Regions from separate parts of the Mus musculus genome. Here region 2 is linked to region 1. A link is a loop called in an ENCODE intact Hi-C map of the cell type or tissue named here. Cell type or tissue: left cerebral cortex. All regions are shown on one strand. Links, peaks and the distances in the headings refer to the core of each region. The heading gives the core; the rest is flanking DNA.

Region 1 (11,131 bases), core at 2,356-7,355:
GCCACCATCATGCCCCGTCACATGCCACCCTGCCTCCACTTTGGCTGCCCTTTTCTGTCTGTGCCCATGGGTATGGCTGTTCCTTTCAATGGTCAATGCAAAGTCAGGGTGTGAAGGGGGGTGGGGAAGAATAGAAGGAAGTAGATGAAAGAGGCAAGCCACAGGGGACAAGCCTCAGCGCGTCTATCTGAACTCCACCAATGGCTCCAAGAATGCAGGCAGGGGGTTTCTCATCAAGAAACTACACATGACTCTGGGTGCCATACTGTACATCTGCAATCTCAGTGCTTCAGGAGCCTGAGGCATCAGGACTGTAAGTTCAAGGCCAGCCTGGGTAACTTAGGGATGTAGCTAAGTGGTAAGAATGCCTGCCTTGTATATGCAAGACCCAGGTAGACTACCCACCGTGTACACACACACACACACACACACACACACACACACACACACGTACCCCAGTGATAGGGATAGAAATGGGAGAGCATTCTGAATTCCAACCCAACAGCCTGGTGGTCACGGCTCATTCACTGTGCAGTACACTGGTAGAAATCCAAGCACTAGAGCAGGGGCAGACAAGTGGGAGCCTGGGGAAACTGAGTCAGGCTGAAACAGAGGGAAGTGTTCACGCAGCATTCTGTTTACAGCATCAGTCTGAACACCCGACCGACCACCACGGCTCCATGGCTAATGGTACTACTTTCTGCAATGACATGTGTATCTCAAACATTTTTGAAATTAGAACAAAAACAAACTATGGGATGACTATAAGATATTATTAGTAAGGATTCTGGCACCAAGAGCCTTGCCACATAAAACACAGTTGGCACATTGATGGCATCAAGTGACCCTAGGAATTGGTGGCAACTGCAGGACTTGAGGATGTGCCCCGGACCTGCTGAACCAGACAACAACTGTTCCCAGACCTGTGGTGAGGAATGTGTGAGAGGTGCTGACATCCAACCATGCTGCCCTGTGTAGGTGTGGCCCTGGAGAGAGTGGGGCCTCATGGTTTCTGCTCATGTTGGGAGAAGCCTGTGCACCAACCCACAGAGTCAAGTGACTCAGTCTAATCCATCTACAGGATATTCTAGGAATTCTCAGAATTGAATTTAGTCATTTAAATAGATTCAGAGTCACTCCTTTGACATAAGTCTTACTCATGCACCTTATGGTGGCAAATTGGGGGAAAACGGGGAGACTTGTCTATGTGACTCCAGACCACCTCAGAATTCCCATTCCCTGCCCTCACAGCCATACCATAACCCCTGCACCTTGGGGGACAGATGTGCTGCGTGTTTTCTTCATTTCATCCCTGCCTAAGGTCAACAACTACTCCTTTGGTTGTAGCAGTATTAGCCAGAGGGAAGAGCACAGATGTGTCTCTATCCCCGTATCGCCACCGCCACCTCACCTGCTCCAGGATGAAGCCAGCATGCTGCCCTGTGAACATACACTGTGAGGCCCCTGGTACCCTATATGTCCATCCTATATTTGAGAACATGTTTCAGGAATGTCTGCTGCACCTGAAAGTGGTGTGGGGGAAGGGTGTTTCTTTTTCCAGGACAGCCTGAGAAGCAGAGACGGGATCCTTTCACAAAGTGCCTGTTGAGAGGGTGGATTCAGGAGCTAGAATGCCAGGGATGCCAGCCTAGATCCACCCTATAGGCTGCAATGACTTTGGGCATGGCAACTAATCTGTCCTTCTTCTGACAGGTATGACAGTTGTAGCTTTAAAGAGTCATCGTGAAGTCACGTGTGCAAAGTGCTTGGAACAGAGGCAGAGACTAGACAGACAGCAAGACATTCCTCACGGTGGGGATGGTGACTTGAAGTCAGAGCCCTGGAGGATCCAGACATCCTTCCTCCCAGTGGCATCGTGAGAGGTGAGGGAGGAGTAGAAAAGGAACAGGAGGAAGGGATGTCAGCACTGCCTTCCAGATGGAGGCCTCTCCAAGTACGTCCTCCCCAAACCCTGACACCACAGAGAGAACAAGGCCACTGTAGAGAGAACCCTCAGCAGAAACCAGGTAAATTACACACACACACACACACACACACACACACTCTCACACACATACACACATACACAGATACACACATATACACACACATACATACACACATACACACACAGACACACACACATACATACAGACACACACTCTCTCTCTCTCACACACACTCTCACACAGACACACACACACAGTCTCTCTCTCTTATACACACACACACTCTCACACATACACACACACACACATACACAGAGACACAGACACACTCTCATACATACACATACAGATACATACACATACACACACAGACACACACACATACACACACATACACAGATACACACATATACACGCACATACATACACACAGACACACATAGACACACACATACATACAGACACACACACTCTCTCTCACACACACTCTCTCTCACACACACACACACACAGTCTCTCTGTCTTATACACACACACACACTCTCTCACACATACACACACACACACACATACACAGAGACACAGACACACTCTCATACATACACATACAGCTACATACACATACACACACAGACACACAGACATACACACACATACACAGATACACACATATACACACACATACATACACACATACACACACAGACACACACACATACATACACACATACACACACAGACACACACACATACATACAGACACACACACTCTCTCTCACACACACACTCTCACACAGACACACAGTCTCTCTCTCTCTTATACACACACACACACACTCACACACACACACACACATACACAGACACACAAACACACTCTCATACATACACATACAGATACATACACATACACACACAGACACACACACATACACAGATACACACATATACACACACATACATACACACATACACACACAGACACACACACATACATACAGACACACACTCTCTCTCTCTCTCACACACACTCTCACACAGACACACACACACACAGTCTCTCTCTCTTATACACACACACACACACTCTCACACATACACACATACACACACACATACACAGACACACAGACACACTCTCATACATACACATACAGATACACACACACACTCTCACACACATACACACATACACACACATACATAGATACACACATATACACACACATACATACACACACAGACACACACACATACATACAGACAGACACACACACTCTCTCTCTCACACACACTCTCACACAGACACACACACACACACAGTCTCTCTCTCTTATACACACACACACACACACACACACTCTCACACATACACACACACACATACACAGAGACACAGACACACTCTCATACGTACACATACAGCTACATACACATACACACACAAACACACACAAACACACACAAATACACACACATACACAGATACACACATATACACACACATACATACACACATACACACACAGACACACACACATACATACAGACACACATTCTCTCTCTCACACACACTCTCACACAGACACACACAGTCTCTCTCTTTTATACACACACACACACACACACACACACACACACACACACACCTCTTTTTCTCTTCCTTCTTCAGAGAACAAAAATATAAAAGACAAATGGTAACCATAGGAAAACACTTGCAATTCAGATGACCAGCGGTGAATCTCCCTAACGCTTACCCAAGCTGTGAATCAATCACTAAGAATGAGACACCAAGAAAATCAGGAAGAATTGGAATTCCTCAGCCGGTGGGGGAGAGGAGGCAGAAAAGAAAAGTCATGAGTGTGTTTTCAGAATGCTCAACCCTCTTACAGAGAAGTACAAGGTAATAGCAAAACCTATTATTATTTTTTTTTTACCAGTGCACCAGTGATTTCAAGTTTGATAACAGGTAGTGCTGATAGGCATTCAAGGAAGAGGTATTCACAGGTGTGGGCTGTGGAGCCCTCTCTGGAAAGCAATTTGGAAGTATCTGACGAAATGAATCAAATCTTCTGACCCAGCATCTTCCTTCTCTCCATATGAGCATCTGGCCTTACATATGCAGAGAGTTACAGTTCTAATAACAAACTCAGTATCTCTGGTCCCAGGCAAACAGTCTGAAACCATCACAAGGTTCCAAAATCTACCCAAGGAATGATGAAAGAAGTCTCGTAGGTGTAAGGTCCTGCGTTCCTTCCAATCCACATGAATGGATATATAAAGCGGTTTAAGAGGGAATGAGATGGGGGGGGGTGGCGTTTCTAAGACTTATGAATAGAAAAAGAAGCTTGAAGATAGAATATCATATGTTCTTGTTTATGTGAATTCAGAAAATTGCTCGGGGGGGGTATTTCTAGTGAATAGCACTGCACACTTTTGGGCACGGATGAAACCAGTGGCCATAGACTACTGTTGCTGTATAGCTCTGTTTTGTACTTTAATGAACTAATTTGAATACATGTCTTCCCTATTAGAGTCCCCTTCCGATTTACAATAAACATGTGAGGCATTTATGAAAATGTGTCTGGACCCAGGATGTATTACTATGTAGCTAATGTTTGTCAACTTATTTCTACCCCAGTTCACATGCTCTAAGGGGGTGGACTCGGTTCTAGGATGACACAGACTGCAGCGGGCTTATCAGAAATTAAAAGGAAGGAAGGATATCTAAAGATCTCCCAGCCCTCACTGCACAAGTCTTAAATCCAGAGGCTGATGTGCTGCCCTTGTGTGGTGGAGACTTCGCATCTTTGAGAAACTTGTTCTATCTCTTGTATCTAAGGGCCCCTCTTTCCGCCTTGTGTATCAGCTGATTGTTACCACTAGGTGGCAGCAGAAATCTGCTCATGGGAGCAATGTGGGGAAATTCTGGCATCAATAGGAGGGAGGGGAGGCCCTTCATCCTGTAAAGGCTCTATGCCCCAGCATAGGGGAATGCTAAGGCAGTGAGGCAGGAATGGGTGGGTGGGGGGTGGAGGAGCACCCTCATAGAAGCGGGGAAGAGAGAGGATGGGATGGGGGTTTGCAGAGGTTAAATTGGGAAGGGGGATAACATTTGAAATGTAAATAAATAAAATAATCAATAAAAAATAAGTAAATAAGTAAAACCAATGTTGGCCTCTGTACTACCCACAGGAGCTCACTTCCACAGTGTCACTAACTCCCTGGGGAGGTGGAGCAAGTTGGATGGGTGGGCTTGGGGTTACACTCTTCAAACAGGGATAGGGTCCTAAGCTCTTGGTGCCTGGAGCAATCAATCTGTCAATCTCTGGACCCAGAGAGAGGGCTTGGGAAAACCCAAAGGCCATAGCAGGAAGCCCTCAGTGTGATCTCGAAGTAGCTTGCCTGCTTCCTGTCTCTTCCCTTGAGGTCCCTGGACATGGTACAGGGAGGAGACACAGGGGAAGTTGGGAAAGACCATGCCACCGGAAAGCTACCCCTCCCCCAGCGCTGGTGTAGTCAGGACAATGGGCTCACCGGCCTGAGTGGACTTCCTCCGTGCCTTCTTGATGTCCTCCTCGGTCTTGTTGCTCAACTTGATCTCCAGCTGCTGGGTCTTCATCTCCAGGTCTTTCTGCCGCTCTGTGAGGGCTTTGCGGGCCTGGAGCGGGGAACAGCCCATCCCAGAGAAGCTGTTCATAAAGCTACAGCCGGGTTTCAGGGTCCAGCCACCCACCTACCTGATCTCATCTCCCCTGCTTGTGTGGGTGATGATGGCACCCTGGGGTGGAGGAGCTAGAGGGCTGGCACCTAGCTAGATTTTCCTTGTCTGCCCACTTCTAGCCACATCTGTGTGCAACCTGTCAGTCCCTGAGGCCATGTTGCCTCTGGAGCATATGCCTATCCTATGACCCTAAAACCACTGTCTCTGAGGTGGAGAGATGGCTCAGCTGGTTAAGGACACACTGGTTCTTGGGGCTGACACAGAGCTTGAGTCCCAGCACCAACGTGGTGGCCCCGAATCATCCGTAACTCCAGTTCCAGAGGAGTGGGTGACCTTCTTCTAATCTCAAAGAGCACCAGGCAAGCAGATGGTGCAGACATAGATTTGAGCAAAAACATGTATACAGATAAAATAAATATAATAAATAAATCTAAAAAACCAAAACAAAAAACAACAACAAAAACCCACTGTCTTTCAGGGTTGGGAGGGACCATAAGGTCAACTGAGTTTCCTACTGGCAGGGCTCAACAGGCTGTGACTACCAACTCCCTTATCTTGTAGCCTGAGTCCTTCCAGTGCCTGCACCGCCTCCTCCTCCTCCACCACCACCACCACCACCACCACCACCACCACCACCACCACCACCACCATTCTCCACTCAGCCTTTGTTGGAGATGTAGCAATGTTTTGGGTACCTGTTTGGTTTGCCCCTCCTGTTCTATAGAGCACTAAATCAGGCCACCCTGTCCCTCCAAGTCTGACTATCTGCATCCCTGCCTCCCATGGTTTGGGCACCCACAAGAAGGTAATTCTTTGGGCATCTGGGAGGGGAGATTAGTACAGGGAAGACCTGAGAGTGAGGCCCAGACACAGTAGCCATGTGAGTGGCTGTGGCACATCTGACTTGGTGTCCACATAAAGAGGGGATGCCTTGACCTGTGTGCCCATTACAGCTCCCACTTCACCTGCAGCATCTCCTTGCTCCCACTTGCCCTTGGGAGAGTCATCCAAGTGTCCTGGAGTAGCGACTACTGCCTGCCACATGGATGGATGCGAGTTCCTTGGACTACCCTCCCCCCCACCCCACTCCAGTGTACAGAGGCAAAGTGATACCTATCCTGTCCTGGAAGTCCCATGCTGTCCCCCGGCTGGGCACCCTGGCCTCTCACCTTCTCCACTGAGGCATAGCGGCTTGCCAGCTGCTTACGGAGGTCAGCGATGTGGTGGTCGCACTTTTTCATGTCTTTCTTGAAGTTCTCTCTGAAGTTCATCAGGGGTTTCTCCACCTCGCTGTGGAGCTGTGAAGGAGGGCAGAGAGAGGATAGTCAGTGTCAAGACATGAGCTGTGCTAACACAGGGGCGAGAGCCCCCGGCTTCTGGTGAGCCAGACACCCAGTGCTTTAGCACTGACCTACTTCTCCAGCCCATATATCAAGGACTTCTTAAAACCAACATTTTTTCTTTAAAAACATTGGCTTGGTAGTTTCTCTTTCCTTTTCCTTTTCCTTTCCTTTCCTTTCCTTTCCTTTCCTTTCCTTTCCTTTCCTTTTCCCTTTCCCTTTCCCTTTCCCTTTCCCTTTTTCCCTTTTTCCCTTTTCCCCTTTTTCCCTTTTCCCCTTTTTCCCTTTCCCTCCCTTCTCTTTTCTTTTCTTTCTTCTTTCTTTCTTTCTCTTTCTTTCTTTCTTTCTTTCTTTCTTTCTTTCTTTCTTTCTTTCTTTCTTTCTTTCTTTCTTCCTTCCTTCCTTCCTTCCTTCCTTCCTTCCTTTCCTTTTTTAAGATTCACTCTTAGCTCTGAAACCTTGGCTCCATGCATGGTATCAGTGATCTTTCCTGAAAGTGTTTCTGGAGATGTATGGTTGGTCTGGCCCATACCAGAGGGTCTGGCCTACTGGAGCTTCTCTTCTGAAGAGAAAAAGAAAATTTCCAGATTGGAAGTGATTCCCATGACTGTCTGGTCCGGGTGTTTCCAAGAAGTGAATGACTGCAGTTGTGAAATCAGCTTAGTGGGTCAGGTCGAGGCTTTTTGAGATAATAGACCCACCTTAAGAAGAACAAACTATTAGGGTACATTTTAGGCAGAGTAAAAGTAGTGTGTCACGAAGCATCTGTTTTGGTTACATATATGTGTATCCCTGAGTGGGTACGTGGGCAGGTATGTGCACGTGCTTGGTGACCGCGTACAAACGCCTCTTACAGTCACAGTTGGGCAAGATTAAAGCCTGGTTGGAACGCTTCATTTCACACATGAAGAAGTGGAACTGTGGGGATGCCATGTAACCCACCCTTGATCACAAAGCCTGTTAGTGACAGCACGGGGCGCACACACATCCTCTCGCCCACACATCTGCCCATGCACACACGCCCCTACTGCGTGCTTCAGGTTTCCGTTTATCAGCAGGGCTGTGTCTACGCTCCCCTCTTTCACCTGGGGCCGGCTCTAACTGCCTTCCAAAAGATGGAGCGCCTTTCTTGTGATTGCTGTTGCTATTAGCACCGGCTTGAGCTGAGAGACTGGGGACGCTGGAGAGTCTACCGTACAATCCTGTTTCTTAAAAGGCTTTTACCCCCCGACACTGAACATTCAGATGGAGAAGAATTTCAATAAACCCTTTTGGAGCTGACATAAAATGGGTTTTGTGCCTCGGGAATCATATTCTTCAAGGCTGACGAATCAATCCTCAGGGTCCCCTTCCTCTTAAGAAATCAGCGTGCCACCATTAGGAGGCTACTGGGGTAGTTTGCAGTCACCAACACTCCCAGGCCAGAGCTGTAGAGTGCTGATGGTGTAAAGTCTGCCGTATTTGCTTGCCCCTTCTCCAAGTGCTGATGGTGTAAAGTGTGCCCCTTCTCCATGAGCTGTCCTTAGCGCTGGGGTCTGTGAGCCTGTGAGCCTTGCATAAAATGGTCCTAGAGTTTGGTTAATCAGCCTGCATCCACCATTGGTATTTGCTGCGAGGACGGAAGCTTCCTTGGCTAGGTAGGGTCTTTCCCTAGTGCTGGAGCCTCTTGCTTCTAGTTGGCGGCCTCTGCCTCCACCTCAGGCAGGAAAAACATCTCTGCTGAGAGCTGGGACAGGAGGAGGGAGGCCCTGGAGGGAAGCTACTCATGAACTTAAAAATAACCCGCTGCTTCATCTGCAGCAGCAGAGTGGCTGTTCAGGGAGCTCTCTCCTCACAGGGGCTCCTGTGCCAATGTGCCAGGGATGGGCTTGACTGTATGAGGGTGAGCATGCTCTTGTGGGCTGGGAAATGTCACTCCCCACCCCCCGGGGGCGTGGGGGTGGGGCCATGCCAGCTCTGTCTCTGGCACTCACACCCTTCAGAAGCCAGGAGCAGCACAGTTCCCTGCAAAGCTACCCAGGGTCTCAGCCCTTGAGGCGGTCACTACACCATCACAGAGCGAGGGTTAGATAGCACTACATTTCTGTCCTTCAAGAGTGCGCGTGTGAGGGACCCCAATGCCCCAATTCAGTGGAATTGCAGTGACACATGGGAACAGCACCGCAAAGACAGGGCTAGCTATCGTGGAAGCTTCAGGAGGGAACAGTGCCTTGGTGAGATACTACTGTCAAATGATAAAGCTGATAATCGTAGGGGCCCAGGGTGTTCAGACACAAGACTATGTAGTACTCAGGGCTGCTGTGGTGGGATGGCCAGTGACAGGAGGTGAGAGGGAAGAGAGGGTCAGGTCAAGATGCTGGGAGGCACTCCCAAAGGCCTCTCTTCCTTTAAAAGGAGGGCACGTTGCTGGGCAAACCTATCAGTCACACACATTCAGTGCAAATTATTTCACTGAGACATTTAGTTTGGTTTTCACTTAGAGGGAAGTAAGAGTCTGAGAGGAAATATGGAGATATAAGCTAAGAGGAGAAAAGAGGTTCATTTGGAAATCCTGAGGCAAAGCAGAGCCGGAAGATTGGGGGCCAGGAGGAGATGGCCACAGGCTCTGTGTCAGGGATTCTCAGCCTTCCTAGTGCTGTGGTCCTGTAATCCAGTTCCTCATGTCCTGGTGACCCCCAACCATAACGTTATTTTCACTGCTATTTCATAACTGTAATTTGCTACCGTTATGAGTCGGGAGGTGAATGTCTGTGTCTTCTGATGGTCGTAGGCAACATTGTGAAAAGGTTGTTCTATCCCCCAAGGGGTTGGGACCCATGGGTTGAGAACTGCTGCTGAAATTTCTCGTTTCTTCTGAAGGCATCTATTACGTATCCTACAAGGTGTTCAGTGTCCACTGTCGTGAACAGGACAGAGTCAGGCCTGGACTCACAACAGTCTGGTCCTAGTGTCTTTGGAAGCAGATGAAAGGAGGGGGTGTTCAGAAAGTCTGCAGCAATGAACCAGTTTTAAAACATCCTCCCCGGGCCACAGCCCAGTGCTCCCAGACACAGAGCTGACTGCCGTGCCTATCCATGAAACTGACAGAGAAAGTCTGGGAATCACCTCAGTGGAGCAGGGGGTGTCTACACTTACCACACAGACCCCCAGGGCTGCCTCCCATGGCTCCTAGGAGCTCACTGTGAGCTGCTTGTTAAAACAGCCATGATTAAAAAGACATGAAATAAACTCACACCATATGAAGCATCAATTATCAGAAACCTAGACTAAAACTTAAAAAAGCAATCATTTCTCAACACCTACATTGTGTTTTTAATCTTTGCTTCTGGGTCAAATGTCTGGTCATTTTTGACACTGTCTGTTCAATAGAGACACTGTCTAATGTTGAGTGAGCTGTGGTCATCCCCTCTCAATGCTGCATTCAGGGGCTTGGTACCACGGAAAAGGGTGAGCAATATAAGCTAGAGAGAGCTGGTAACCAGTTATTGGCCCTGGTCTAACCCTGGAGGAGCAGGAGGGTTACCTTGGCAGAGAACTTGAGATGAACTTCAGCCTCATCTGCCAGGCTCTTCTTTACTTGGGCCCATGCCTCTCCCAAGGAGCTGCAACAGGAAGGAGTCGTTAGACTTGGGAGGGGGGAGGCGTGGAAGAGAGCTCTGCCCCAAAGCTACAGCCCTCCCTAAGATGGGATGGTGGTTCTCAGCTCCATGTCTTAGGGAGGCATAAAATACTGATGCCTGACCATCACTGTCTCCAGAACCCTTCCACAGCACACCCTGGTTTGCTGCTGAGGTGACAAACATATGCTAGTAACCGAAGAAAGAAAACTAGATTCTCAGGCCACTTGGCCTCCAGGACAGGCGCAGATGGTCCACTTGGGTCCAGGGACATCCCAGGTGCAGCCCCACACTGAGAAGGCTCCCTTAGCCAACTGCAGAGGCATGGCTTCTCTCTAGTAGATTCTGGATCATGTACCCCACTGTGGCTCGCCGCGTGAACTCTAAACCGTGCCATCTCTCTGCTCCAAAGAGATGCACCAAGCAGAAGGCATCTCCCCAAGTCCTGGAGACTTCCAAAGGCCCTGAGATACAGAATTCATTATCTGGACCCTTAAGCCC
Region 2 (11,131 bases), core at 3,262-8,261, 570 kb after region 1:
GGCGCACCCCCAGTGACTGTAAGACTTCCCCCTGGGGTCTTCCCACCTTTTCAAGATTCTCCCACCTCCCAGAGGCTACTACTGTGTTGAACAGCAAGCTGTTACTACATGGTCATTAGGGGCCACTCCCAATCCAAACTGTGTCCCTGAGGAAGCACAGGACATAAGCTGGCTATTCTTGGTGGACAGTTTTATCAAGCATTGTTGGCCATTTCCACACCCGGGTCCCAAGTCGTAGATCAGGAGACAGAACAGCCTGCTGGACCTGTGGGGATACAGTGATGTGGGACCTGGGGGATGCAGTGATGTGCTTCACCTCCCAACTTCTCTTTCCGAATATTCACTCAAGCGACCACCGTGCCCCTGCATTTACTCTCCCTGTAACCACAACACACAGTGTCCCAAGTGTCAGATATTTTGCTGCTTGCTAATGGCACAAGAGGAGAAGCACATTAATCTCCTGGGTAAGGTCACCCCAGATCACTCCGCAAGACGGCCTCTTCTGGAAAGCTGTCCTGTGCACAGCTAATCCCTTCCTTCTTGTAGGTCTGCTTACGGAGGTGACACCTGCTGACCGTGCGCGTTTGAGAGCCTCCCATCTTGAGGGCTATAGTGTTCTGCTCACCACCTACAATTACCACGACTAAAAATACTTCGGAGTAAGGAGAGTCTTCAAGGGGACTTGGCGCCTGGACTACACTGTTCCTATTTCGGTGCTGTGTCTCAAGGCCACAGCCTTGCTATTGCTGAGCTGCGCATCGCCAGTAAGACATTGCACTTCAGAATTCATGGAAGCTTTGTGGTTATGTCTCTTTCCCCCCAAATGGTACCCACTAGAGATCTTCCAGATAATTCCATCCCGACTTAGCCACCATGTGCAGAAACAGCAACTTCATAGACATCAGGCAAGCATGCGTCTTCCCCATGGTAATGTAGCCACAGCTAATGGGATCATTCCACCTTCGCTGGTGTGTTTAAGGAGCTACCGAACAAACCCCAGGTCATCGTGTGAGGAGAAATAAACTAGAAGAGGTAGGGCAACAGTTTTCACAGGTTTCACGCCTGTGTGGAATCTATTCATAGGGCCTACAAGAAGCTGAAAGTATTGTTGGGCAATGGTGGCAAACACCCTTAATCCCAGCACTAGGGAGGCAGAGGCAGATGGATCTATGTGAGTTCGAAACCAGCCTGCTCTACAAAGCTGTTTCTAAACAGTGCAATTAGTAGCGCTTGCCTGTCCTGGACGCCTTGGCTCTCTGGTCTGGATAGGCATTCCAGCTCATGATGGCCTCTAGGAGTATTCAGACAGGGCACTGACTGTCAGCTGCCAGATTCCCTTGTCAGGAATCTGTTGCTAGGCCATCGAGTGACTTCTTGAATACAATCCTGTGCTCCTAAACTCTCATTTTAACAATCATTTCCCTTCGGGTTTCTTTGTTTCTTTCCTTTTTTTTTTTTTTTTTTTTTTTTTCCTTCACGCTTGTCCTGGTAGGGCCAGCTAGATCAAGCCTGAGGCTCACAGTGTGATTCCGCCATGAATTTCCTCTGTGTCTCTCTCTTTCTTCTAGGGTGATCAAACAGGCCAAGAAGACACCATGCCCTCTTCTTCTCCCGCTGTCTTGAGCACCTTGTGTCTATTCACTCAGCACGATTCCATCTTAGCAATAAATCCCCCACAAGGATGTTGTGATCTCTCCGATTTAATCGGCATTAAATCCTTTGAGTCCTCATATCCTTCCTCTCCCATTTCTTAAAATAGTCGGCAGCACTTAAGTCCAGCATCCTATCGACTTCTAACATTGCATAATCCCGCAAGACCCCTCTCCCCTATTCTCCTTAAGGAGCCCACATAATCAGAAAGTTCTCCCATGAGAACCTGAAGGTAGGGTGGTTCAGGCAGCCCTGGGGTTAGTGGGGCACATTGCTGCCAGGATCGCCTGAGGGCTTGCTAGGTTGGAGGGATACTTACTATCCCTTCACTGTTTGACTGGATCAGAAAGTACGTCTCTGCTTTAATTATCTCTTAGGGTGGGCTGAGGACAGAAGAGTTGGATTGTGGGCATCGGTTCTTGTCACAGTTCTTACAGGAAGCTTTGAGGTTTGAGTCCGCTTGGCAGGGAGGAGGCGTCACTCAGGGAGCATGGACTGTGTTCTGGGGATTTGAGATTGGGGGACTGTTCTCAAGAGAGACCTGGGGTTGTGCTCAGCCTTGCCCAATGCTTGGGTCACTCTAGTCTGGAATGGTCACAGAAGTGCAGTCTCTGTCGGAGAAACCAAACCCTTTGTAGGACCTGTCTTGAACTAAGGAAAGAATGGTAGGTGGAACAGAGCTCAACGGACACCGAGAGCATCTCCCAAGCGACAAGACCCCCCCCCCCGGCCCCCGTTAGTGAGCGTGAGATGTTCGTGGGCAAAGACACGGGAATGGGTTCTCAAGCAGAGGGGATGCACTTTATGATCCATCTGCCATGTTTGCAGGTGAGTGAGTGAGGAGAAAAGAACGGTTACGTGGAAGACCCGTTACGGACATGAAAGCCAACCCCACCTTGAAGATGTCACCGCGGTCCCAAGTTGTAGGTGGACGCCAGAAGAGTATTTAGACTCAGACCCGGGCAAACTAGCGGATGTGCTACTCCAGGCTTAAGAAAACCCAGGTGGTTAAAACCAAGGCAGCATCCCTAATCTGTGCTTGGTCCAACAACATGGCCATTTATTTGTGGCTCACCGCTGCCCTCTGGTGGCACTCTCCAAAAATGCAACTTGGTTTTAAAGGTTGGGGATGGCGAGACTGACTTAACCAGTTTGTTTGTTTGTTTGTTTGAGTACATACCCTCAGTATTTGAGTCTCAGGATCATTTTGATTCACCTGCATGAATCAAGTCACGTGATTAGAGTAAAAGGAGCAGAATTCAGCGTATCTCATGCCTTTGTCTGGCCCTGCCATTGTCAGACAATTCAGCTAGCTCTTGGGAACTGCTGTTTCTATCAGACACTATTGTGTGGGGCCTTTTATCTGAGCTGTAGCATTGATCCTCTAGGGTGGGTGCAATAATTATTCATGTTACAGATGAAGAAATAGAGGCGCACAGATGTCTCACTCTTAACATATGAATATGGTATTGAGTCCCCAGTGACACCAACCTGTTAAGATGTCACTCAGTACCCACCCAGTCCCGCCCTGAGCAGAATGAATGGACGGGGAAATATAATTTTAAAGTACTGTTTAAATAAACACATATTTTCTGTATGTTTTTTAAGTTTGAGACTAAATTCTAGATGTGCTCTTAGCCTGGCATGCAGAGAAGGAGACTCTGGGATGGAGGGGGCGGGACACAGACATGGAAACTCTCTCGCTTTGAAAAGACATAGTTTCTCGGGATGATGCGGCTGTCTGATGGGCATTGGGGAGCGGAAAGGCAGATTCTGGAGTTTCAGAGCTTCTGAGTCACCTACCCTCTCTTCCTGCAGCTGAAAACAGTACCCACTTTGGCCTGTAGGTGGCAGCTTAGGCTCAACAGAACCCAAGTCTGTTTTTTGATACCCTAGTTCCCACCAGCTGGGAATCATTTTCAGATGGAGGTTTGGGGGTGTTATAAACTCCTGATGTATGGAGACTGTGCCTCACATACTCTGGTTTCGATGATCTTGTGGGTGACCTGGGCAATTCGGTGGTGGTGGTGGTGGTGGTGGTATTTTGCTTGCTTGCTTGCTTGCTTGCTTGCTTGCTTGCTTGCTTGCTTGCTGAGACAGGTATTTGCTATGTTGCCTCTGCTGGGGTCTGAATCCTGGGATCAAGTAATCCTCTTACCTCAGCAGCCCAGGTAGCTGGACATAAGAATCTATTTATTCCACAGGGCCCGACCATAAACATCCATGTTTTACAAAGCTCCCCAACTGACTCTCCCCACCCAAGCTAGAAGTGGCAGTTAGCACACGGAGCCCCTTAGTCCCTGTGAGTTTGCTGAGCAGCTTATTTGACATCCTTTCTTCGTTCCACCTCTGCAGTGTAGCCTGGATCCACAGAAAGAAGGGAAGAGCAGAGAAGGGGCATCGTAGGAGGGATGGAGAATGCAGTTCAGACAGAAGAGAAAATGAAAAAGGGTCTTCTCAGACCAAGAGAGGAAGGAGTCTAAAGGAGTGATTAAAACACGTTTCATACCTTACAGAAAAGAAATAGGCCATGTGAAGGACAAAGGATTGTTCCAGAAAGCAAGAAAACTTGCCCCTTCTACTAACTAGAGCTTTAACAGGAATCCTGGTGAGGGCACTGTGGGTATCGGGGTTTTGGGGGGAACCTGGCCAGGCAGGGAAGTGGCAAGGGGTTTCAGGGGGTGTGGACAGCAGAAGGGGCTTCACAGGGAAAGTGGAGTCTTCCCATGTGGACATATATCCTGAGAGACATTAGCGGCTACCAATGGTTCTCTCTTCTCAACAGCTTCATGCCCAGTGTCTTAGTCAGGGTGTCTATTCCTGCACAAACATCATGACCAAGAAGCAAGTTGGGGCGGAAAGGGTTTAATCAGCTAACACTTTCCACATTGCTGTTCATCACCAAAGGAAGTCAAGACAGGAACTCAAGTAAGTCAGGAAGCAGGAGCTGATGCAGAGGCCATGCAGGAATGTTTCTTACTGGCTTGCTTCCTCTGACTTGATCAGCTTGCTTTCTTATAGAATCCAGGACTACCAGACCAGGGATGGCACCACCCACAATGGGCCCTTGATCACTAAGTGAGAAAATGCCTTACAGCTGGATTCTCATAGAGACATTTCCTCAAGGGAGACTCCTTTCTCTGTGATAACTCCAGCTTGTGTCAAGTTGACACACAAAACCAGCCAGGACACCCAGGAATGGTGGCTGGCCAGAAATCCTCCCTAGCCCAGTGCCCTCACAAAGAGAAAGGGCCATGTACAACAGCAAGAGCATCTGTTGCCATAGCAACTCATTAGGCACAGCCCCAATGTCATGGCCCATGCTCATCTTCGGGCATAGCCTCCATCTTTGAGCACACACACACACCAAATAAAAGATTCATACTTAACACTCAAAACTCCATGAACAAAATTTTAAATTGTGACAGGCTTCCTCTTGAGCTTTTACCTCAACTTGAATATCCGACAGCATTGCTGTGGCATTTTCTAATGAATGCAGGCTGAGGTAGTGGGGAGTCCTTCTCTGTCCAGTCACATCTTGCAGGAGCTACCTTCAGCCCTTGGCACCTGAGGAATATTATCACAGATCTGTGGGAACTGTGCTTCTGGCAGAGCGGTGGTGCCACCTAGTGGGAGAATCTGGTACCAAGCTCTCAAAGATGACTCCAAGCACAGCATGTCTTCCTGGAGCCTCTGGCTTCCTAGCAGTTCTCCATATGGGAGGCAATGCTTAGGACCTTGCACTGTGGTAGTTGAGATGGAGCAGATGGGAGACTGTGTGGACAGATGGGTCAGGAGGTAAGGGGAGAGATAGGTGGGGCGTTCCCAAGTGTAGCACTGTCATATACACAGATAGGGAGATCCGGAGGCAGATTCTTGCCCCCTACTTTCCCATCAGAGAAGTGAGAGAGAAGGTGGAGACTGTGTCTCTAACCTCCACAATCCTCACTTCACCTACTTGAGACAAATATGAGAAAATCAATTCCTAAGAGCCTTTGAAAACACAGGGTATCTGGGCAGGCACTGGAAATACAAAGATGCATAGCTGGAAAGTTCGGCACTACTGAAGGTGACCTGGGTACCGACGTGGCTGAGGAAGGGGGAGCAGGGAAAAGTCTAGACTTGGTAAGCTACAGAGTGAGTTCAAAGCCAGCCTGAGCAACTCACAAAATAAAAAGTGAAGTACAGCCTGGGGGTGTAGCTTAGTGGTAACGTATCTGTGTAGCTTGTGTGAGGTCCCAGATTTGACCTTCGTGATAGAAGGCAGGGGCTGCTTCCAGAAACATGTCAGAGCGTGCACTGGTGGCTGAGCTGGTGTGAAAGACAACCCAGCAAGGCTAGAATTTCAGCAAATGCAACATGACCATGTTTGTGGGGAATCAAGCGAGGGCCCTTTCTTCTGCCACAGGTGGGACCCAGCGAGTGTCATTCTGAGACAAGGGTGCTTGACCAACTGTAACAGAGGCCAGGAGTGTTTGGAAAGAACTGTGGCAAGTTACACAGATTCCACGCAGGCCTCTAAGGAGACCTCTGTTGCTCTGCAGAGACTCGGCTGTGACATGATTACCCTGGACACTGAACATAGTTCCCACTTTTCTGTGGCTCAGTTTATTCCAGTGGGAAAAGAAGATGCATTCCGCACCTGGACTTGGAGATTTTGATCCTTTCCTGGGTTGGCAACATGACCTTGGATGCCTTTCCATAGGGGGTGGCAGCAGCAAGCTGTTCTTAGTAAGCCCCAGGACCATGAAGGAAGTGACTGGCCCTACTGTGTCCCAGACAAGCAAGCCAAGATGTTTGCCAGATTGAGTAGCTAGATAGGTAGGTAGGTAGGTAGATAGATAGATAGATAGATAGATAGATAGATAGATAGATAGTATATACACAATTGATTGAGTATATAAATATAGATATAGTATACACTCAATTGATTGAATATATATATATATATATCAGCTTGACAGTGCATCCAATCCACAGAACAACAGTAATGGATTTCTCCCCCAACAACAGTAGTGGATTTCTCCCCCTCCCCACCCCCCAGGCCCTAGAACCTCCTAAGCTATGGGCTTTTGGCCCAGTTTACAATGCCAGACCTCAAATCCCCTCAGAAAAGGGTTGGTTAGCCTTGTAACCTTTATGCCACTTACGCCCACGGGCACACACCTTTGCCCATCAGATAAGTATTGCAGCAGTCAGGGTTCACATCTGGGCAATACCACTTAATGGCTTCTCTCCTACAGCTGTCATCTATGGGACCTCCAGAACTATGGACGCTATCTATCAGGGAGGAAGTCTTCAGGTCGGGTCCAGCCTGAGTTCTCGAAACCAGAGTGTATTGTGCCTTCAGCAATCGGATCTTACCATAGTTATGGTGGAAACCAAGAGCTTGTGTTATTTGGGGGAGGGGTCTCTGCAGCCTCCTTGACCAGTTACTCCTAAAGAAGTATCCCGAAGCCTGGCATATTTTAATTTAATAACCCATACCTTCTTGGAGAAGCACTGTTCGCCCATGAAGAGTACTTGTGTTCAAATGCCTTTAAATTTTTTGTTTTTGCAATTCAGCTGCAAAGTGGTGGATTTCCATATGGGTTTTATATACATACACCCTTAGTTTCTGATTAACCCACACCTACCCCTCCTTTTTCTTCCCCCTCACTTGAACCTTTAATTCCTGGGTATTTCTCTCTCCTGTTTTCATATTACAAGAGATCATGGGTTCCTCTTCTTATCGGCCTTTAAAACCCAAAGGGGGAGTTCAATGAAGTCATGAAACACACTAAGGAAAACCGATATGAAAATCGCTCTTTCCGTGTAATGATTAATATTCAAGCTGTCTTTTTAATCTCTGGAGCTAGCTCAGGATGGCTTACGCCACAGAACCACTGTTAATATTTTCCTACAAAGATGTCAAGAGCCACCAAAAAAAAAGCCTGTGTGCATCTCTTATCTATGCTTCAGACAATGGGGCTAAATCGATAGATTACTACAGTATTATGAGACAAGACAGAACCTGAAGAGAAGAAACAAGGTCATTAACGCTGTGCTCAGCACCTAGCATTCAAGCCCTGGGTCAGGGGTTGGAATCTCAGCTTAGGGAACAATTCTGATGACAGGCTAGAAGACGCCTACCAAAGTCAGGGACTCTTGCGGCAGGTGCCCATTCCAGTGTCCAAGTAGCCGTGCTGGCAGTGCCGTGTGATCCCTCGCTAAGAGTAAAGGATGTAGGTAACTGGAAAGCATCCTAGCAAAAGCTGCCCCTGATCATAAGGATGAAGTCACAGTCAAAGAGCTGATTTTCCCCTGGAAGATTAGTCTTTATTCTGCAACGGTTTGGAAACAAAGGGCTGTACGCTTTTGCTCCTACTGACCAATGGTAATGTCAAATCTTATCAGTGGGAACTTATGGACCACATAGCCCATGGAAGGTCCTGTTAGTGTAGGGATGCTAAGGCTGGGGCTGGACGACAAATCGGGTAAATTAATCTCTGCTCCCTACCTATGCCCTTACTTGACTCCCTTCCGTGGGCTCCTGGGCATGTACTGTGATTGACACGTACTTCACTCATTAGCTCAGGAAAGGGAGCGTGCGTAGGTGCGAGCATGCGTGCTTATGTGTGTATGTGCGCTCATGCGTGTGTGAGTATAAAGCAAGAGAGCGAGCGAGCGAGACCCAGAAACCACGAGTCGCCACCCGTGTGCTGAGGCCTAGATCCCCAAGGCTGGCTCAGAAAACAGAAAAGGAAGACTCCATGTTTCTAGCTTAAAATGAGTCGTTAAAAAAGGGTGACTTGTGCCCTGGGAATGTACCAGGAAATCTTAGGTCTTCCCACCTGTTGCCCGGGGACGGAGACCTCAGGCCCAAAATAGGTGCAGCTGCTGTAAGTCACCCAGGGCAGAGGCTGAACCGCATTTGAAAATGTCTGTCTCTCTTCCCACTCTCCTGCCCTCCCCACTCTGAGGACTTAAGACAAGGATTCCTCCTCTCCCTCCTTTTCTATCTCACTTTCCAAGAGATTTCTGCTCCTATTTCCCAGTTCTGGGCAGTAGTAGGCACTTCGTAAATGACGGCTGTGTGAAAACACAGACCGGAAGCGCCTACTAGATAACCAAGGTGTAGGATGGAGGCTCTGGCTGGGTCTTGGCTTCTCACAGGTAGCACCTCAGTCCCCAAGTGTCCTCTCTCACACTTGAGCCTGGCTTTCAGGGGCCTGCTGCTTGAGAAGACAACAAAATGGAGCTCATGACTGTCTGAAAATGTGTAAGGAAGCATTTCTGAAGTGTATTGTCTCTTCCTTACTGATCAGGAGTCGGGATAACAAGGCAGGAAGTGGGAGTAGAGAGAACTGGTTTTTCTTGAGGGCAACATAGTCTCCCCGTTTTTTTTTTCCTTTGACCTTTTCTACGAAGAACTGGATTCGGCAGGGGCATGACACCCCTGCTCCGCACAAAACACTTTGCTCGTGGCTAACGCCTTCCTTTTGATCTTTGTAAAACTGCCTCCTTCCTCAATTCTCCACTGCACTAAGAGTTTTCTGTTTTGTTTTTGTTCTCCGTTTCTTCTTATCTTTACTCGGGTGCTTATTTTCCATCTACTGTCCTTGGAATTCAAGGCTCTGTCTTACTTGTCTTTGTTCCGTGAGTTATACACCATATAGTTGCTGGGAAGCCTGAAGAGATGGCCGTTCTCCGTGTTCTTCATTCAAGAGGAACCTTTTCTTAGCATTGTCCAGGTCTTCTGTGAAGAGAGCCAGCCCTACGGGGGTCCATTCTCCCTTGCTCACTTAATCCTAATCCTCCCAAAAGCTTCCCCGAAAGGGGACCGTGTTTCAGTTGTTAGAACATGCCCTTAAGAAGGGGCTTCTTGCTTCTATGTGCCATAGATAGCATGGCCATCTTGAATAAAAATATTCTGTACCATCTTGGGCTTCTGGCTCCTAGTGGCCTGCAGCCGAGGACACAAGAGCCTCTGGAATGTCTCAGCATAGCTCGGGGTAACTGGATCACTGCTCAGATCCAACCAGCACTCTGAGGGCCTCTCAGCCTCAGCTGTTTTTAGCAGTGAGATTAGTGGGAGGGGTGCAAATGGGCCTTGGTGTTCTAGGAGGCCTGCTCCCCCCCCCCATAGTCTGAGGCACATTTGCTTTATTAAAACTCAGCTGTTGAAGTGACCCAGGCGTGAAGAAATGAAAAGCTACCCTCACCAGCTGCCAGTGGCTGCAAGCTGCCCCAACTCCCCACATAAGGGCATGTTACTCCTATTAGAAACCAGTCCCTTGATTCCTTCAGATGGGGGCCATCTGCCAATCATAAATCAACCCCGTGGCCCCTCCAAATAAAGAACTCTACCATTCCGGCTGACAGTCTCTTTGTACTTGACGGCCCTTTTAAGAATCCTATTCTTGAACATATATTTCTTTTATAATTAAAAAAAATACAAAAGGTAATAAAAATAGAAGAACTCTACAGCTCTGAGATTTGCCACCCAATAAAGAACTCAGCAAGTCAGAAGATTCTGGATCATATAAGGATTACAGGGAGAAAAATAAATCAATTCCTTACCCAGACAGCAGAAAAAATAGTAATGAAAGAGAGAATTGGGGTTTTTCGAGAACTGGAAAGAAAAGATTGCAAAGAAGACACTGTCAGCCTCTTCCTCACCCTGACCTAGGGTTCACGCGCAGAAGCATTAGTGGATATCATAGATGGGATAAAGATCACCTTGTGCCAATGACTGATCCAGGGTCTGTGTGAGAGTCCCAAGGATGCACTGCTGCATGCAGGGGACAAGAGAAATCTTAGGGTGCAGTGCCTGAAGGAGGGACAGAAACAGTAATCAAAAGGGGGGGAAGCACAATTCTGGTTCCGTCAACCCCTCCTCCCTGGGGAGATTCCCCTGAGGATCTGGCTGCTGCTCCTGTAGACAGACTTTGCAGGGTAAATGTAGTCTTCGAACCTCAAAACTACCCCAGCTCTGCCACCTTGACCTTGGGCAAGTTACCATGTGTCTTTTTCTGTAGTGAGCAAGTATAAAGAGACCCGTCTCATCACCATCGAGTCTTTATGCAACGATGTGAGAAAGTGCCTGCGGTGTACACTGTAAGAGTTCAATAATAGCACTGAGGTCATCCTGCTCGCCCTTGCCGGAGCGGGCTGCCCTTCTGAGGCTCGTGTGGCATGCCTGAGCCTCCCTCGGAAGGAGATTCCTCTTCTCATTTTTCTCTGTTCACTAACAGGGCTGATGGCCTCTATCACGGAGGGTCTCTTTTGCTTTATGGAGTAAGCAAACTCATTTTAAAAAAAAAAAAAAGTCATGATATTCCTAACTCTTGGAAAGTGATTTTTTTTTCTACCTATATCCTTCACAAAATTGCTGCCTAGCACCAGGGTAGCTTCCAGAACTGAACTGTGCTCTTGTGTGCAATGCCATGTTTCACTGGTGAGAGGACAAGGCAGAGCCCACAGCCTCGGGGACTTTCAG

The links. Hi-C counts contacts between places; a loop is a spot of excess contacts. Peaks named below come from ENCODE experiments on the same cell type or tissue, not always from the same donor. Only the 100,000 strongest peaks of a DNase experiment are listed, where the experiment ranks them.
Region 2: it touches region 1 in a loop (5-fold over the local background); 17 of 42 quality-filtered maps call a loop at or near these places.

The regions. Positions count from the first base shown.
Region 1 is chr11:67,670,078-67,681,208 of GRCm38, reverse strand. It overlaps Gas7 (growth arrest specific 7), which reads right to left. Exons shown (of 14, transcript NM_001109657.3): 9 at 10,537-10,615; 10 at 6,843-6,971; 11 at 5,487-5,610. It also overlaps a transcript of Glp2r not described here. Among named protein-coding and RNA genes, the nearest start is that of Rcvrn, 20 kb to the left of the region's middle. In left cerebral cortex, for the core only: a CTCF peak has its summit at 4,820 (motif pointing right); a DNase peak (open chromatin) is centred at 4,835; H3K27ac peaks cover 1,395 bases.
Region 2 is chr11:67,104,555-67,115,685 of GRCm38, reverse strand. 2310065F04Rik (RIKEN cDNA 2310065F04 gene) reads left to right here. Exons shown (of 5, transcript NR_038055.1): 4 at 547-1,032; 5 at 1,569-3,225. Among named protein-coding and RNA genes, the nearest start is that of 2310065F04Rik, 10 kb to the left of the region's middle. In left cerebral cortex, for the core only: CTCF peaks have their summits at 3,487 (motif pointing right) and 5,276 (motif pointing left); DNase peaks (open chromatin) are centred at 3,466 and 5,278.